2 separate regions of the Mus musculus genome follow, and region 2 is linked to region 1. A link is a loop called in an ENCODE intact Hi-C map of the cell type or tissue named here. Cell type or tissue: left cerebral cortex. All regions are shown on one strand. Links, peaks and the distances in the headings refer to the core of each region. The heading gives the core; the rest is flanking DNA.

What was found. Peaks named below come from ENCODE experiments on the same cell type or tissue, not always from the same donor. Only the 100,000 strongest peaks of a DNase experiment are listed, where the experiment ranks them.
Region 2: a loop joins it to region 1, with 6 times the contacts of the local background. A loop is called at or near these places in 2 of 42 quality-filtered maps.

What each region holds. Positions count from the first base shown.
Region 1 is chr1:129,270,143-129,278,478 of GRCm38, forward strand. It overlaps Thsd7b (thrombospondin, type I, domain containing 7B), which reads left to right and starts at 3,162. Exons shown (of 28, transcript NM_172485.3): 1 at 3,162-3,458. In left cerebral cortex, for the core only: a CTCF peak has its summit at 3,289 (motif pointing right); DNase peaks (open chromatin) are centred at 3,305 and 3,517; H3K4me3 peaks cover 1,375 bases; H3K27ac peaks cover 469 bases.
Region 2 is chr1:130,189,500-130,197,835 of GRCm38, forward strand. It overlaps Thsd7b (thrombospondin, type I, domain containing 7B), which reads left to right. Exons shown (of 28, transcript NM_172485.3): 23 at 357-530; 24 at 632-727; 25 at 3,055-3,137; 26 at 5,608-5,800. It also overlaps the pseudogene Gm29428. Among named protein-coding and RNA genes, the nearest start is that of Gm41951, 110 kb to the right of the region's middle. In left cerebral cortex, for the core only: a CTCF peak has its summit at 3,368; a DNase peak (open chromatin) is centred at 3,339.

The DNA.
Region 1 (8,336 bases), core at 59-8,058:
TTGCAGACAGAGCAGAAGCAGGGACTTCCTGGGTGGCAAGCCTGGGATGCTAGCACTTGCGTTTCTCACTCTTGTTTTAAATTGGGCTTCCATCTCAGCATGCCTTCTTTATCTCTTGTTATTGTCGCTATTTGTTTGTTTTGTTTACATGATATTTTCTCACCCAAGCTTGTTATACTGTATGGAAAACTTGGTGTTCAGAAATAGCAGTGGTGGCAAACATACTGGACAACAACAAAATGTACCTTTAAACTCCAGTGGTGCCTGGAGAGCAAGGGTTACTTTCCTCCTAGTGCTAGCCAGCTTTGGCTTGCCCTGGGGAATGAATCCCAACAGGCCTCCAGCCTCCCCCTTCTATTGTTCTACTGTTTCCTCTGCACTTGTTAGAAGGGTTGACTGGCGCCCTTGCCATCTGTGTATGAGGGTTATGGGAATTTCTAACCTCCAGCTTATTTTCCACCCCTATTGATCCGTTCCTCACAGATAATGATGCCACCTACTCTCAAGGCTATGTTCTTCCAAACGCTTTCCCTGGTACAATTTCTGTACCTGTCTAGCAGTCTTTCTTGCCTATCTTCCTGTCTAGGCTGTCCTTTAAATGTTCCTCATCTAATGCAGACTTTTTTTTTTTTTTTTTTTTTTTTTTTTGCCAGTGCTTTTCTAAGGACCAACACTCATGATGTTAGGAAGAAGTCGGTATTTTAGCAAATTCCATTTGAACATAAGCCAGAGGTTTGAGGCTAGCAGCAGAAAGACGAGGTTAGAATGAATTTTTGGTTTGCATTTTCCTTCTGGTAGATTTATGCATTATTATACAATAATGTAAGGTAAAAGTCTGTCATCTTACCCTGTGACTTTCCTGAAATACTATGGTCAGCACAATGCCTTAAAGGGGAGTCACTGTCTTCCAGCTAACCTGAGAGAGACGTAGTGATGCTTAATACTTATGGCTCTTTGTATTTAGAACTCATTTGGACTTCATTCTTCTGAATTGTTCTTTTCTTTTAAGGAACCCAAATGTAGGAGCTAGGAATATGGTCCAGGCAAAAAAGTGCTTGCATCATAAGCATAAGGTTGAGATTGGCAGAGGAACCCAATGTTGACCTCTGATGCTCATACACATACATGTATATGAACACCTATATGCACACACACACACACACACACACACACACACACACACACACACACACACACACACACAAATATGCCACCATAAAGAAAGAAACCCAATGCACAGTACATAACTGGGGTATGAGTATTATCTATACTTATAGTTCTGAACACCAGGAGACCCAGAATGACAGAGGGGGGAAAGCTGCATTTTAAAAGAAATCCAAATATTCTCATGAGCATCATAAATGATTGCTGAGGTACTGTATGGGATTAGTGAGGATGCGCTTCTTATTAAATTGAGAATGCAGATTCGAATCACCAACCTTAAGAAAAATATATGCCTCTGGAGGGGTGTGGGAGGTAAGTACCAAGGTATCTGTGAGCAACATATTCTGAAGTCACCTTTGATGGCCCGCTGAAGAAAGGTTGCAAAGCCAAGCTTTGTAATCAGAGTGTGTGAGCCTGGGATGGGTTCTGGAGACGCAGCATCTATTCTGGGAAGCTTGAAACCTGGGAAGTCCTGGTGGAGCACTTCAGGAAAGCAGAAATGTTCTTTTCTCTGGCTGCTGTTTCTCAAGTTACTTAAATGAAACCCATTGCCTATTGATCTATATATCTGTATCTATATCTATATCTATATCTATATCTATATCTATATCTATATCTATCACAATAAAATATAATGGACCCTTTTCTACTTGGGGTAACAGATCATGTGGTCTTGAATTTTGGGAGATACTGTGAGATCTGGATGACAGCTGATGCATTTTTAAGACAATGATCTAAAGAGAGGCATAACCCTGAATGTGAGCACAGAACTCCCTAGGACAATAGTGATTACTGGGTTCAAGGGCTAATGCTTCCCACTCTCAGAACCTGTCCCACAGCAAGCTCCCCACCAAAATATTCACCTTTCCACTTACAGTGGCATTTATATCCTTTTGATTTGTTTGTCCCTCTGTGGCAGATCCTAGCTACTCTGCTGTTTAATTTGTGCTATGACATCAAGCTTTAATTTTATCGTTATTATTTTTGCTTCTTTTAGACACCCATGGTGTGCCAGGCGCCGAATAAAATAAGGATACATTCCTTGCTGTCTCTGTGCTCCCACTTTTAAAGAACCAAGACAAGCAAAATTCCCAGTAACTGGCAATAGATAGTCATTACTCCCCTTACCTCCCTTCCTTCCTTTTGAAGCAACCTCATCTCTCTGAACAAGCTTAAGAAGTTCTCTGGATCAAAGCTGTCAGAAACCAGGAGGGTTTGGAACAAGTGTCAGAGTAGGCAAAGGACCTCCAGAACTCCAGCTCCTTCCTCGCCTGCCTGAGAGAGATCTGGCCTGCATCTCTGCCTACCTTACCTGGGTGGGCTAGGACTCTCAGGCTACTAGCTGCCTCTGACATCCCTACCTAGGAGGCAAACTTCCCACACCTCACTAGCTCTAGGACCAAGGATGCTTTAAACCAAAGGATCCAAAGGATTCTGGCTTTTCCCAGGTATCTGATTGACTTGCAGTGACAGACTCTGGGCGTCTCATAACAGGGCTATGCCTACATTAGTACCCCGGTGGTTCTCTGGAGGCACCCCTAGTGTGCCTCTCCTACACACACCATTGGGATCTTTATCCTTTTCAGTTATCATCAGGAGGAACTCTGAGGCTTGGGGAAGCTTGAGGAATGGCTCAGTAAGTGCCTGCAGGCAAGTGTGCCAAGATCAACCCCACCCCAGCTTCCCTGGGACTTCCCCTTGTGCCTACCCCAGGCTCAGAGTGGTTAGGCACCAGGTGCTCAGCCCAGCTGGGGAGTCTCCCTCACTTAGCCAGCACCTGCACTCCTGCATTAGAGTTGGGAAAACAGTCGGCTTTGAGGGGTGCAGAGGAGCCAAGGGGGTTGAGGCCAGTTGCACCTCAGGCTGCTCACCCAGGGGAGCTGGTTTGGCGAGTCCTGGGGTCTGAAGGGTGCACTAACCCAGAGAAGGGGAGGAGGGCCAGGAGGAGAGATGAGGGAGGAGGGGAAGGCATGAGGGAGGGGCACCGGAGCAGCTGCTGTGGGAGGCTAGGCGCAAGGTGGCTCCCCGCGGCCCGGCGCCCCGCGGCTCCCGGGGACGCACCAGGCAGCCAATGGATGCGCAGAGGTGTACAGCAGATGGCGTCCGACTGCGCCGTTTCTTCCTCCTCCTCCTCGTCCTCCTCTTCCTCCTGCTTCAGTGCTGAGCAGCCAGAGTCGCAGCCGGGTTGCCAGACGCTGGAATGGGTGGTCTCCCGACACATACCACCATCTTCACTGGGAAAGCTCGGGGCTCGTCGGCTCCCAGAAGCTGCAGCTGCGGCTCGGGCGAGGCTGGTGAGTGCGGTCGCGCTGTGCCCCAGCTGGCATGGACTGATGCCGCGGGTCCCCTTGGCTGGCCGGATGGAGAGAGAGCTGCCCCGAATGGGGGCGCCTCCCGCACAGACTTTCATAGCCAGGCACCTTCCCTCGTCCCTTCTTCCAGCTAGTCGCGGAACTTGGAACCGGAGCCTTTGGCTCTGGGCTGCGGGAATGATTGGCTGCTGGGGTGTAGAATGCTTGGATCCTCTAATCCGGAGGGCAGGCAGGGACACCCCGCGACTTGGGCATAGGTCTCAGGCAATTGGACTGAACACACATGGGGTGGGTTCTAGCTTGCTTTGTGGGGAACCTATGAAAGGAACCGGTGGGTCCCCATCCTGTACGTGGAACCTTAAAGCTTTCAGATCCCAGCACCGGGAGTTCTGTAGGTTTTTCAAACTGGTCGAGTGAAGGGTCCCCTTTGGGTAGCCCGGAAGGTGAAATCCACGCATGGGTGCTCAGGGACCCGAGAGGATACCGGAGCAAGCCAAGAAGTTTTGCGGAGTCCTCCGATTTCTCCCTGAAGTGACAGGAGGCCACAGCAACAGTTTACATGCCCATGGTTCTCAAGGGGGCAAGGGGTGTCCTGGGGGACAGGGGAGCCCACAGGTTGGACATGATACCACATTGCTTTTTTGAGAGAAAAAAATGGGTCCAGCATGTGAGAGTGGGAAGCAAGGAGAAGGAGCATGCTTTCTCCTACCGCTCCCACTTTGCATCTTGCATGTTCTATACACTATTAAAGTTATTTGAAAAGGGAAATGAAACCTCAGCTCTAGGCGTCCTAGTACATTGAGTCTTGAAGTTGGAAAGCTTGGAGTGTGCCTCTCTCTCTCTCTCTCTCTCTCTCTCTCTCTCTCTCTCTCTCTCTCTCTGTGTGTGTGTGTGTGTGTGTGTGTGTGTGTGTGTAGTTGAGGATGAGGGCAATAAGCATTCCCTGGCTGTATTTCTTACACACACACACACACACACACACACACACACACACACACACACACTTGTAGAGGAAGGAATGGTATTTAATGGTACTTTTTTCTTTTGAAAATTCTTAAAGAATGAGCATCCTTTAAGAGCTCCTGCGATTCGATTCTGCCCAGTGAGTGGAGTCCAATGATATCAGAAGACTTTGGTTCACTCTGTAGAAAGCGCCAGGGAGCCTGGTGCTCCTTTTAATGTTGGGGTGATCTGTTGGCAATGGGCTACTGCCCTCCTTCAAGTATTCTTGTATGTGGTGATCAGGTGGAAAGCACCTGCCTGATGTTTTCTCAACACATCTGTGAGGTTTATTAGCAGATGGGTAATCCGTGCAGGCAGGGGTCATGCCAACCAACCTGTGGGGTGTGTGTGTGTGTGTGTGTGTGTGTGTGTGTGTGCCTGTGGATTGTGTTTCTGGAGTTTCCTTTTTCCAGGCTATCTTTGGATGTCAGAGAGATCTTATTCCCTCTGGCATTTCAGAAGACAATCTGGGGTTGTTGGGTAACTGGGAGGAGCTGATCTACAGGGAAACCCCCTCCTTCTAATTCAGTTAAGGCTTCCCAAGAGCCACTTAAGGATACCACTAACCAAATCACGAAGTCCTGTTCAGTGGTGAGTGTGCGCTTTCGACTTTGTGGGTTGAGGGTTATATAGAAAGTTTCAATCTTGAGGCTTTCCTTTGATGCTCTCCTGTTTTTAAACCTCAGTGCCATTTCTAACTAGGTCTTTGAAAACTTAACCTGGCAAGTTCCGTTGTCTTAGGGGCACAGGATCAGCAGGAGGGAGTGGAATCCTCCAGCTTGGCTTCTACTTTCCCTGGTTATTGTGTACTTGCTAGAAGCCAAGGATTGGAAACTCCTGTTCATGCAAATTTAAGTGAAAAAGGATGGAAAAGATGATTTTTCTGGACTATGGCAACTTATCCATATGCGTCTTAAGAATTGTGAGAGTCATGTTGCTTTAGAGGACGTGGAGAAGTCTTACCTGTTCTCATAGACAGGAACCAGAAGCTCTGTGTACCTGAAGACCTTTCAGGGTTCTGAAGATGCCCCAAGGGCTTGGAGACATCCTGGAGAGTGCTGTCTATGGACATGGACCACTTAGGTCTATTGTGGGGTTTAAAATACAATGGCTTCACTCAATATTTTCCTCAGTATTTAAATTGATATTTCAAAAATGTTCTTTGCAGTATTTCTTCATCCTTCTTCATTTATTTTTCATCCAAGTTGTTGCTTGTTAGAAACTTGAAAGGCTAGACACATAGGAAACAATCATAAAGAGCATGCAAACACAGACTGCTGATTTGGAGATTGGCATTGGTTAAGTTGGTGACTGAATGTACTATTCTGCGCTCTACTGAGCTTGCCTTTCAAGGGGAAGAGAAGGGGTGGAAGGGAAATGATACTTAGGATGTTCTTCTTTACAAAGACCATTGAGAACTTTGTCTACTTGCTGTGAGTCTTATTTCTGAAGGAATATTTTTTTTATTGTATCTGTAAAAATGAAGTTTGTCTTTAAGTCACTGACTAAACAGACAGAATGAAAAGCGAGGATGGAAGTTAATGGGAGAGGAGTGTCTGAACCATTTTCAGTCTGCCAACCCCTTTTAATTGTACTTCAGAAGTTGCAGCTAGAGTAATCCAATTCTTTTATAGATAAAAAGCCATCTTGCCCAAACTGCAATCTTGATGTTCTGTACACCTTTGTCAAGATCAGGCTTTAACGTAATAACTTTGATTGAAAGGCTTGAATAGAATGATGCAGAAAGGCTGACTGGTCCTATTCAGTGAACAGTCAAAATGACAAATGATACGATACATTAAGTGAATGATTAAGATAAACAGATTAAAGAATTCTAAGTAGTGTCAACTATACCAGTTGTTGGGGGGGAAATGAACAACACCATAAGCAGCTAGGCTTCAGAGGCACAGAGGTTTGTGCCTTGAACAACAAAAGGGCAGCTCACTACCCTCAACTGCTCAAAGGAGCCTCATAAACTTCTAGAGTTCTGAGTCTGAGTTTAAACTTACATTCTTTATGTTTTCACAAGGAGATATTTCCCAGTATACGACTTTAAAAGACACTCAGCCATAATCGTTTTAGTACCAGGCAGCTTCGTAGCTATAGCATGAGTCCTTAATTTAGAGTTGTTAGCAGGATTAATATCTAAGTGATAATTAACACATCAAACCTGTGAAAGTGGGAAGACTTTTAGGTCTGATTTAATTCTCCAAGTTTACTATTGTGAGTCTGATTGGAATCTGTGGGTGAGCACATCTCAAATCACTGGCACCTTGCTCCAAGTTAAATGGTTTTATCCTCAGGTTTTCTCCTTTAAAATTTCTCCATTGATTGAGATTATGTTACTGATTTTTTCCCCCATAGAAAACAGCCATGGCTAATGATATGGCTAGTTGCTTGCAATAATCCACTGATGATTTCTTTCTATTCTAATTTCTATTCTTCGACAATCTCACATACATATACAGAGTTTTCATTACAGTTCTGCTTGCTGAGCCTTCTCTCTTTCCTACTAAAATCTTCCTTCATTCCAGAAAAGTCACTCCACTTAGTCTCTTTGCTTTGGATCCACTGTGTTTAATTGGGGTTACATTGCTGAGCTAGAGTCCAGAGTTATTTACTGGAATTTGCAGAGTTTATCAATGGCTGTACCACTAAAGACAGGGACACTTGACTCTCTCAACACGCATTAATTGTCCAGAGACTTCCAGTGACAAGTTGGACATTATGAGCCCTCTCCTAGCTGTGATGGGTTAGTGATGGGTTCAGTCTTAGGTGTGTGTTGTGTTGGTAATCACAGTCACCGTGCGTTCCTGAGGGCAATGGCCATATCCTGTCTTGGAGATATTTTCACAGTGCTCCCAGCCTGTCACTTTTACAATCTTTGAACCTCCTCCTCTTCTGTGATGCTCCTTGAGCCTTGGAAGGGTGATGCAAATGTCCTGTTTCTAGCTGGTGGTTTAAGATGAGCACCCCATAGCTACTAGATCAAGTATTGTATCAGAAGAGAAGAGGGAAGCAGACGGTTAGTGAAATTCAGTTCCTTCTGCTCCTTTGGTGAATTTTTAGAACACTAGAGGTGCTGTGGAATAGATTTCACTGTGGGTAAAAAGCTTGTGGTCACTGCAAAAGGTGGAGAGCTAAACTCTCAGCTTGTCCAGTAAACAGTCAAGTCACCTGGTTGGGGCTATGTAAGAACTAATGTGTTATGGGACTGTGCTACAGAGCTGGAAAAAACAGAGTACATTTCAGGGCATCTCAGAGAACATATTGGTTTCTGGTTATTTCATATCTGTGATTGAATAATTCTAAAACAACTCTTTGCTGTGATATGCACATCTGGTAGGTTTTATTTTATTTTATTTCTGGAAGATTTCTTTTTTGGGGGGAGGGGGGTAGGTTAAAAAATGGTCCTCATAAGAAAAAAGTGTAACTCTTGACCTAGAGGAGGGAATGGCCATGGCAGTGTTTCCTGTATTCAACCAAAGAGTATCAGCAGCAGAGAAGAAGGGATTTTGCAGCAAAGATTACAAGGCTTGCTTGTGCTTTTGCCTCTCTAGGCATATTTTAATCGTGATCCCTTTGTAATTAAATATGCAGCAGCTAAAAACGGAATCCCAAGTAACTAACACACAACTGATCCCTGAATGCCTTGACTGCAGGAAAAGCTCTTTGCTGGGTTCCACTTGCTTGCCTGAGGGCTGGCTGCAGATTAGTGCCCTGGTGCTGTGTTACTGCACAGTCCATTACTTTTGGAAGAATCACAACATTGCGAAGAACTCGAAATTTCACAGCAGTCAGGCTCAGTTGCTTTGGTCTTGGTCTGTAGTTTTGTAGTAATGCTTATTTTAATTTTGG
Region 2 (8,336 bases), core at 263-8,262, 920 kb after region 1:
ATTCTGGGTGCTATTTTCCTTTCACCAACTCCTAGATCCTCCCCACCTCCCCTCCAGCAGCCACATTATACTCGAGTTGTAACTACTGTAACTTGAACCAGAGTTATCTATGGCAATCTCATTTTTGCACTCTTTTGCTAACCTAACTATAAATTATTTCACCAATATTAGTGCTTTCAGACTGGAAACACTAAATCTTTGGTCCTTCCCATGTCCCTACACTTCTACTACATGCCTCCTTGCATTTCTTCTTGCATGCCCCCCTTGCATTCCCTTTGCATACCCCATTCCTGTTATGGATGTCTAGCACCTGTTCTCACAATGTTCCTCCTGCCCTGCACTATGTGACTATCCAGGAGACTGCCACATTACCCCATGGTCTGAGTGGAGCAAGTGTGAGCTAACCTGCATTGACGGAAGAAGCTTCGAGACCACAGGCCGCCAATCTAGGTCAAGGACATTCATAATCCAGTCTTTTGAGAATCAAGATAGCTGCCCCCAACAGGTTCTAGAAACACGACCATGTACAGGTACCAGGACCATGTTTCAGTGCTTTAACTAGTATTCATTGATACCCATTCTGTTGATAAGAGAGATATAATGGGATTACTGTTTTCATATTCACTTGCAGGTGGCAAATGTTATCACTACATATGGAAAGCAAGTCTTTGGAACAATAATGAGCGGACTGTGTGGTGCCAGCGCTCAGATGGCCTTAATGTCACAGGTACTCCTTCCTAAGATTCATGTGGAGACTTCAAAAAGCTCTCACAGTGTGCTTCTGTTGAAGAATTCCCTTATAAATTGAAGCAAGGTGGAAGAGCAGGTGGCTTAGATGGTCTGCGTGGCAGGTTTTCATTAGGCCCTCACTTCCATCTTTGAAATCAACAATTCTATGTGATGAGATAGTAAAGTGTTTAAGCCAAGCAGCTCAGTCCTAAACACAATGAAATAGTCCTAAATTCATGATCTCTGATAAATCCAAGGAAGATGCATGCTTGTTTAAAATGGTGTTCTCTAAAATGTTAAACGCCATGCCATCTCAGTCAGTACACTGAGAGGGATCCACTGAGCATCAGCTCCAGTCTTCCCCATGTTCCTTCCACATGCCTCACGCCACTCTCCTCTGCAGCTGAGATTCACAGTGCTGATAAACATACAATTTTTAAATTGAAATGTTTTGTGCTAACGATGCAATGAGAAACATTTACGTTATGGATGTTCGTGTTTACCCACTGCAGGCTGATTTAGAATGTTTTCCTGCTTAGGGAAATTACTTAATGTCTAAAAATAGTCTGAAGGAAACACTCCTTATTCTTAAAAGAGGGTACAATTTGATTGTACAAATGGTTTTCTCAATAATTTTAAAGATTTTTTTGATGTCCCCTTGTCAAAGCAAATTAAATTGACATTGATTTTTCTTTAGTACTGCAACTGACAAACAGCCTTATGCAAGAAGTATACAACAGCTGGAGAATCACAGCCCCCACCCTTTTCCTGTTTACGTGCCTTCACATTATTGGGATTAAGCCATAGTGCAATCCATACAGTAATTTATTTTGAGATACCTTGTTTTTTCATTTTGTAAGTTGTTAAAGCTAAGTACTCTGTAAGCATGCCTACCTAGGAACCAAAGAAAGCCTCCTCCTCCTCCTCCTCCTCCTCCTCCTCCTCCTCCTCCTCCTCCTCCTCCTCCTCCTCCTCCTCCTCTTCCTCCTCCTCCTCCTCCTCCATGGTCAGAGAGCTTACACAGTAGAGGGCTATGCTGGCCCAATGTACCTTCTCAGTGCACAGCATGAGGCCACTAGACAAGTAAGCTTGGACTATTGGCATCACCTGGTAAATATGACTACAGCCTAATTTCACTCTTGAAATCTAAAAGCTGTGTTCTATAATCTCTGTGAGTTGGAGTAGTCCTCTCTGGAGACCTGTGGCTTGAAGAGCGGATGTCCTCTCCCCAGACCTGATTGTAAAATAGGCAGGTCCTGTGTGGCCATTACCACTGAAATCCACATGACCAGTTTCAACTCCAGGTGCTACCTCTAGACTGCAGTGGCTTTGTGTCTTGTTTTGTTTTGAATTCTGGTGCTTGTTATTTGTCTAATGTTTTCAGCAGTAGTGACAACTTAGCTGCTTCATTCCCTGAATATGTCTAAGCCTGACACTTCCTGTATTGCCTTGAGCCTGAAGCCTTTTTGCTATCTGCCACGCCATAAAGTGTAATTAGTTCACAAGTATTGCATTGCAAAGACTAGAGCCTATAAATTCGCCTGACATCATAGGAATACAGTTTAAACACTACCCTTAAGTGCATCAACTTCTCAAACTAATTATCTTGAAACTTAATGTCTGTTACTGCTTTGAATCAAGAAAGACAAAACCAAAACCATTATAGTACACGGGTGGATTTCAGGCTGTGAAGACACATGCTAGTTTTGTTTACTCAGATATGTGCCTAATACCTGCAAGTGCTATGTAAGACATCAGACTGTTCGTCCTAGACTTTATGCTTTTGCTTCTACACACATGCTGAAGGGGAAAATCCGTATGTCACTGTGTATGTTCATTATGCCTGGTTCATATAAAAAATCCTTGCCACAGGGCTTGGCCCTGTGGCCCCTGGAGCAATAGTGATTTGGCTTTTGGAATCAACCAAGTATGTAGCTGGGTTACCCAGGAGCTGGAGAGACAATGTATGCATAGATTGAGTCTCTAAGCAGCTGTGTTTGCTACTCCTGAACCCAAATAGTGATGCCATCAATTCTTGTACTGATCTGGGTGCTCACAGGCTTTGCCCTCAATTATAGACCCATGATAGACTCTCAATGCCAATGAACATGGAAAAAACACTATAAATGTCTCATTTTCAGCACATCCTGGAGTGACTACTAAGCTAGGAGTGTAGCACATAGCTGACATGTGCATTTAAGCCATGATAAAATAATAATGATGTTATCAATAATAACTAGGTCCCCAATATGAAGAGGAAGAGAAAACTTTTAAGTATGACAATCATAGATAAGCCCGCAAATAACAGTAATATTTTCTTTGTAGGTGGCTGCTCCCCTCAGGCACGCCCTGCTGCTATTCGGCAATGCATTCCAGCATGCAAAAAACCTTTCTCCTACTGCACACAGGTGAGTTTCATGCTGGGCTCCCCTACATGAATTATAATTTCAGTGATATATATGTATATACATACACATACACACACACACACACACACACACACACACATATATATATATGTATACACACACACACACACACACACACACACACACAGAGTAGTGTGGGTCCTGTACCTCTGCTAACGCCAGGCAGCAATTTTATGTGCCTACATCGCCATCTAGAGACACTTGGAGGGAGAACAATTGCCAAGACAGCAGCTTATCCAATCTACCTTCCGGCTAATTAATGCTCCATCTACCAATACCTGGTTTTAGTTAACTTATGCATTCCATTATCAACATTTCATGCAAGTGAGCTGTTTTGAAATATTTCCATGCTGTTCCTACTTAATAATATGTATTTTTAAAAATTTGTTGTACTGTACAATGTTTATAGAGTTTTTAATTTGCTAAAAACTAGGTTAAACATATGACCATGACTAGAAAAAAAAATGCTGTGTGTCTTTGTCTTTTTATGTGTTTGTGCATGTGTGTGTGGTGTGGGTGTGTGTGTGTGTGTGTGTCTGTGTGTCTGTGTGTCTGTGTGTGTCTGTGTTTGTGTGTCTGTGTTTGGGGGGTGTATATATGTATATATATATGCATATATCTCTCGTTTTAGAGAAGGATTTTTTGGTTTTTTTCTCCCCCATCTCTTTCACATACTTCTGCTTAGGAACTTTTGTCAGATGCACATAGTATTGTAATTAGTGGGTATTACTAGTTTCAATGCATATATACTATTTTAAAGCTGTGTTGCATTTCTTAAAGAAGCAGGTTTCTTCTTACAATGTATGTATCCAAAAAAAAAAAAAAAACAATGCAATGAAGGAAACTTAAGTATTCAGTCATATTTTATGACTCTTCTAATTCAAGATGGGTTAATTCTTTATCACAGAAAAGACATGGCTAGGTCTACAGAAAACAAATAAACAAAAAAAAACAGAAGAAATAAATTTATTTGGCCTCACAATGTTTGCAAAATATAAGTTGCCCTTACCCAGCCTTATGGACACTTAATAAACCTAAATAACTCTCCCCTAAACCCTTGGCACATACACCTAACTAGATACAGCTTTTTTCTCAGACTAAGAATAGAGATTCATCTTGTAAAGATGGCTTCAATAATACCACCATGTGATAACTTCCATCAGCTGAAAATACAGAGCATTGTTATAGCTTTGTCCTGCACTGAACTGTGGGCCGTTAGTTATGGCATTTGCTTCTCTGGCTGCCATCTGTCCTTTTGTAGAGCATCAAGGTGCCTTATTCAGTTTCAGTAGCTATTGCTCCTTAAAATCAAATTCAGTCAACAAGTGATGATCCCAGCAAGATGAGCTGGATTGGCATAAGTGACTCTATGAGGTAGAGATCTGTTCAGAAAATGCCAGAAGGTGTAAAGACAGAGTCATAAAGACTGATTATCACACTCTTCTTCTTTTCTCTCATTTCCCAGTGTCTGTCTATTGGACTAAGAGGAATTACTTTCTGATTCACTTCCCAAGACAGATAGGAAACCTTGTCTATCATCGTTCATCATAGTCAGCTTGTCCAAGATACTCATTATACATGAAAGTGACCAGAAACTACAAAAGCAAATATAAAGAACACATTGTCATGATGTCAAGCAGGGGTGTGTTATAATGTGACACTCTAGTTACGATAATGAAGAGTAATTGAGGGAGATGGATAGATAGCATATTTTCCTTAAATGTGATTTTAATAACGTGTCTTTTCTCCACCTGGACCTCTCTCCTAGGAGCAAAACAGCCATCATGACTAGTTCAGCACCAAGGGTACAGGGGATAACAGCATTGAGTATGTGGGGTAATGACAGCACTCAGGCATCACCTAATTCAAAGGAAATGTCCACATAGACCTGTGGCTTTCCCTTGCAGTAAGAAGAGAAAGCTGAAACCTATAGGCTGGTGTCCAAAACTAGTGAGGGACAGTTAAAGATGAAACTTTGATAAAATGTCATAAGCATCTCTAAAAGAGAAGAAATGCCATATTAATACACCCTACTCTCAGAGAACTTTGATGTCATCTTTGGAAAAAAAATCTGAATTATGAGCACATTAGAAAGACCTGGCAAAGAGTGGGGGATACCCCACTCAGAGAAGGGAAAGAGGGGATGGGGGAATGGCGGTGGAAGGGGACAGTGAGTGGAATGTAAAGTGAGTAATTAAAATAAGTAAATAAATAAATAATAACTACAAATTATAAAAAGAAAGATCTGGCAAGTTATTTAATGCTGACATTAGGGTGTAGAAAATTGGATTATGGATTATTGGATTTATCCCTTTGGTAAATCAGTTGCTGAAACCCCTGGATTTCCAAGACATACAAAGACAAACATTAAGTGATTTCACTGATATTTGAATACTTTATTCATTTTCACAACTCCTATATAACCACCCATGTATTTTCTGTACTATAGGGAGGAGTCTGTGGCTGTGAGAAGGGATACACAGAGATAATGAGATCAAGTGGCTTCCTGGATTACTGCATGAAGGTGCCTGGCTCGGAGGATAAAAAAGCTGACGTGAAAAACCTCTCTGGGAAAAATAGACCTGTGAATTCCAAAATACATGATATTTTTAAAGGATGGTCTCTCCAACCTCTGGACCCAGGTGTGTTTCCATTGTGAATAAGGGATGCAAATTTTCTTCTGGTGAGCTTTTACTGTGGCCATCTCTCCCTGTGGAAGGAATGGAAGGAGGGAAGGAAAGAAGGACAAAGGACATGGTTTAGCTCAAGGCTTCTCAGATTTGAGAGGTTCATGTGGTCCTATTTAAGCATAAAGCATTTTCATGGATGCTTATTAGCCTGTCAATCACAGTCTAAGTGGCAGTGAGCTAGGAACAAGGTAGTGTCTTGGGAAAATGTCTTTTACTTGTAAATTGTTGCTGCTTCTACAACTGGATTTGTGCATTTAAATAAAATTAAAGGAGAAATTGGAATAGGATCTTACAAACTTACAGGAAATGCCCACAGACCTGTTGTGGTTTTAAAGGCACTGGTGAGGTGGTAAGAAGGCCCAGTTTTTGAGAGAAGTGGGCCTTTCAATACTGTGGCTTAAACCACCTGCTTTCAAACAAGTGGCTCTGTCTTGGTTGCTTTACCTATAAAAATCAGTGTAGTGATCCACTTTGCAGGATTGTCCTGGGCAGGGCAAGCAACCAGCCTCTAGGGCTCACAAATTAGTGTTTATTATGAGCAGGAAAGAAAATGTGCTGAATGACATCCAAACGCCTACCAAACACCATCAGCCTTGTTGGAGAGACTAAGAAACTCAAACCTGAGGGTCGCCATGGCAGAGGTGCAGCAACTCCGAGTGCAGGAGGCTGTGGATGCCATGGTGAAAAGTGTGGAGATAGAGAACATCCGGAAGATGCAGGGCCTCGTGTTCCGGTGCAACGCCAACTGCTGTGAAGACACTCAAGCATCAGGTGCACCAATGCATCAAGAGCTACCATGCACCTCTGACTCAAGCCCAAGCTCTGGTCACCAGAGAGCTGGAAAGGTTCCAGGACCGATTGGCCCACTGCACCATGCGTTGCAATGACAAAGCCAAAGACTCAATGGAAGCAGGAACTAAGGAGCTTCAGGTGAAGTGACAGCTAGACAGCTGTGTGACCAAGTGTGTGGATGACCACATGCACCTCGTCCCAACAATGACCAAGAAGATGAAGGAGTCTCTGTCATCCATCAGGAAATAGAATTGTTTGCCAGTGACCATTCAGACTGAGGGCAGGTTATTTAAAAGGAAGAATGGGAGTTTAATATGTTAAGCAATGTTTATGAATGAGGAAAACTTAAGACACAGCAAGTTCCAAGCAAATGCTGCTCACTGCTGGACACTAGTTCCTTTACATCCGGATCTTAGAAGGTGACGTAGGAAGAAGCTGGTGCTAAGATTTGGATTTCAGAGAGCTCAGAGGAGAGGTCTAGATCCTAAATATTCATATGCAAGTGTCTGTTCTGTAGTAGAGATCAACCTTGTACCAAGAGCTGAGTTTCTTACTACAAACATCCAGGCTGGCAGCTCTCTTCAACCTGCTGGTAAAATCTGAGGAGAGGTGCTTCTCCTCAGAGAAGCTTGACAAATCCTGTTGACCAGAAGTATCACCACACCACCTTGCATATGCTGGGAAACAAAACCCAGTAGGCTAGGAATTCAGAGGAAAGGATTTCCTTTTCAAATCTATATTTTGCTGAGTTTTGTCTTATATGCAGGGCACACTGGATCTAAGATACAGGAGGCGGAGTGGTTTGAGTCACTTCTAATGGTTCCTGGTATTATGTACCGTCAAGATGGGAATGTCCATTTCTTCAAATTCTGTTATTCTAGAAGCCCCTGAAGAAGCCAGACAGTGTCACACAGTGTATATGAGAAACAGCCTTCTTCACTGACTTGTGCAGCAAAGTGGCACATCCTTATGAAAAGCAAGGGGGTTGGCTGTCACTCACATGCCAGTCACTGAGAACAAATAGTACATAGGAATTGTTGAGACGTGCAAATCCAGTATTAATCAGCTCTGAATTTACAGAGCCTTATAGCAACAAGAAGGCCAGAAAGTGAGCAACTTGGGCCACAGAAAGCTAGGACCATTGTAGAGCAAGAGAGGCATACACTTTCTTGACAAATGCCATTTTTGCCTGGATTTGTTTGTTTGTTTGTTTTGCAGTGTTGCTGCTGGCCCAACATAGCACCTTATCTTTTGGATAAGTACTATGTTGTATTTATACTAATTAATTACTTGAAACAGTGATACATCTGTTTCTTTGCTGTGTCAAGCCTGCAATATATTTTACAAGTGGTTTGGTTTTTAAATAAAGTTTCATTGTCTCCAGCTTTTAAAAGCAAGCAAGCAAGAAAGAAAGAAAGAAAGAAAGAAAGAAAGAAAGAGAGAGGGGGGAGGGGGGAGGAGGGAGGGAGGGAGGGAGGGAGGGAAGGAAGGAAGGAAGGAAGGAAGGAAGGAAGGAAGGAAAGAAAGAAAGAAAGAAAGAAAGAAAGAAAGAAAGAAAGAAAGAAAGAAAGAAAGAAAGGAAGAAAGAAACTCAAACCTAGTAGCATCAGGTAATTTCCCCAGGGTCACAGCAGAAAGTGACAGGGGTGAGTTTTGAGATGCAGGTGACTAAGACTCTATATCCAGCTCTCATGTG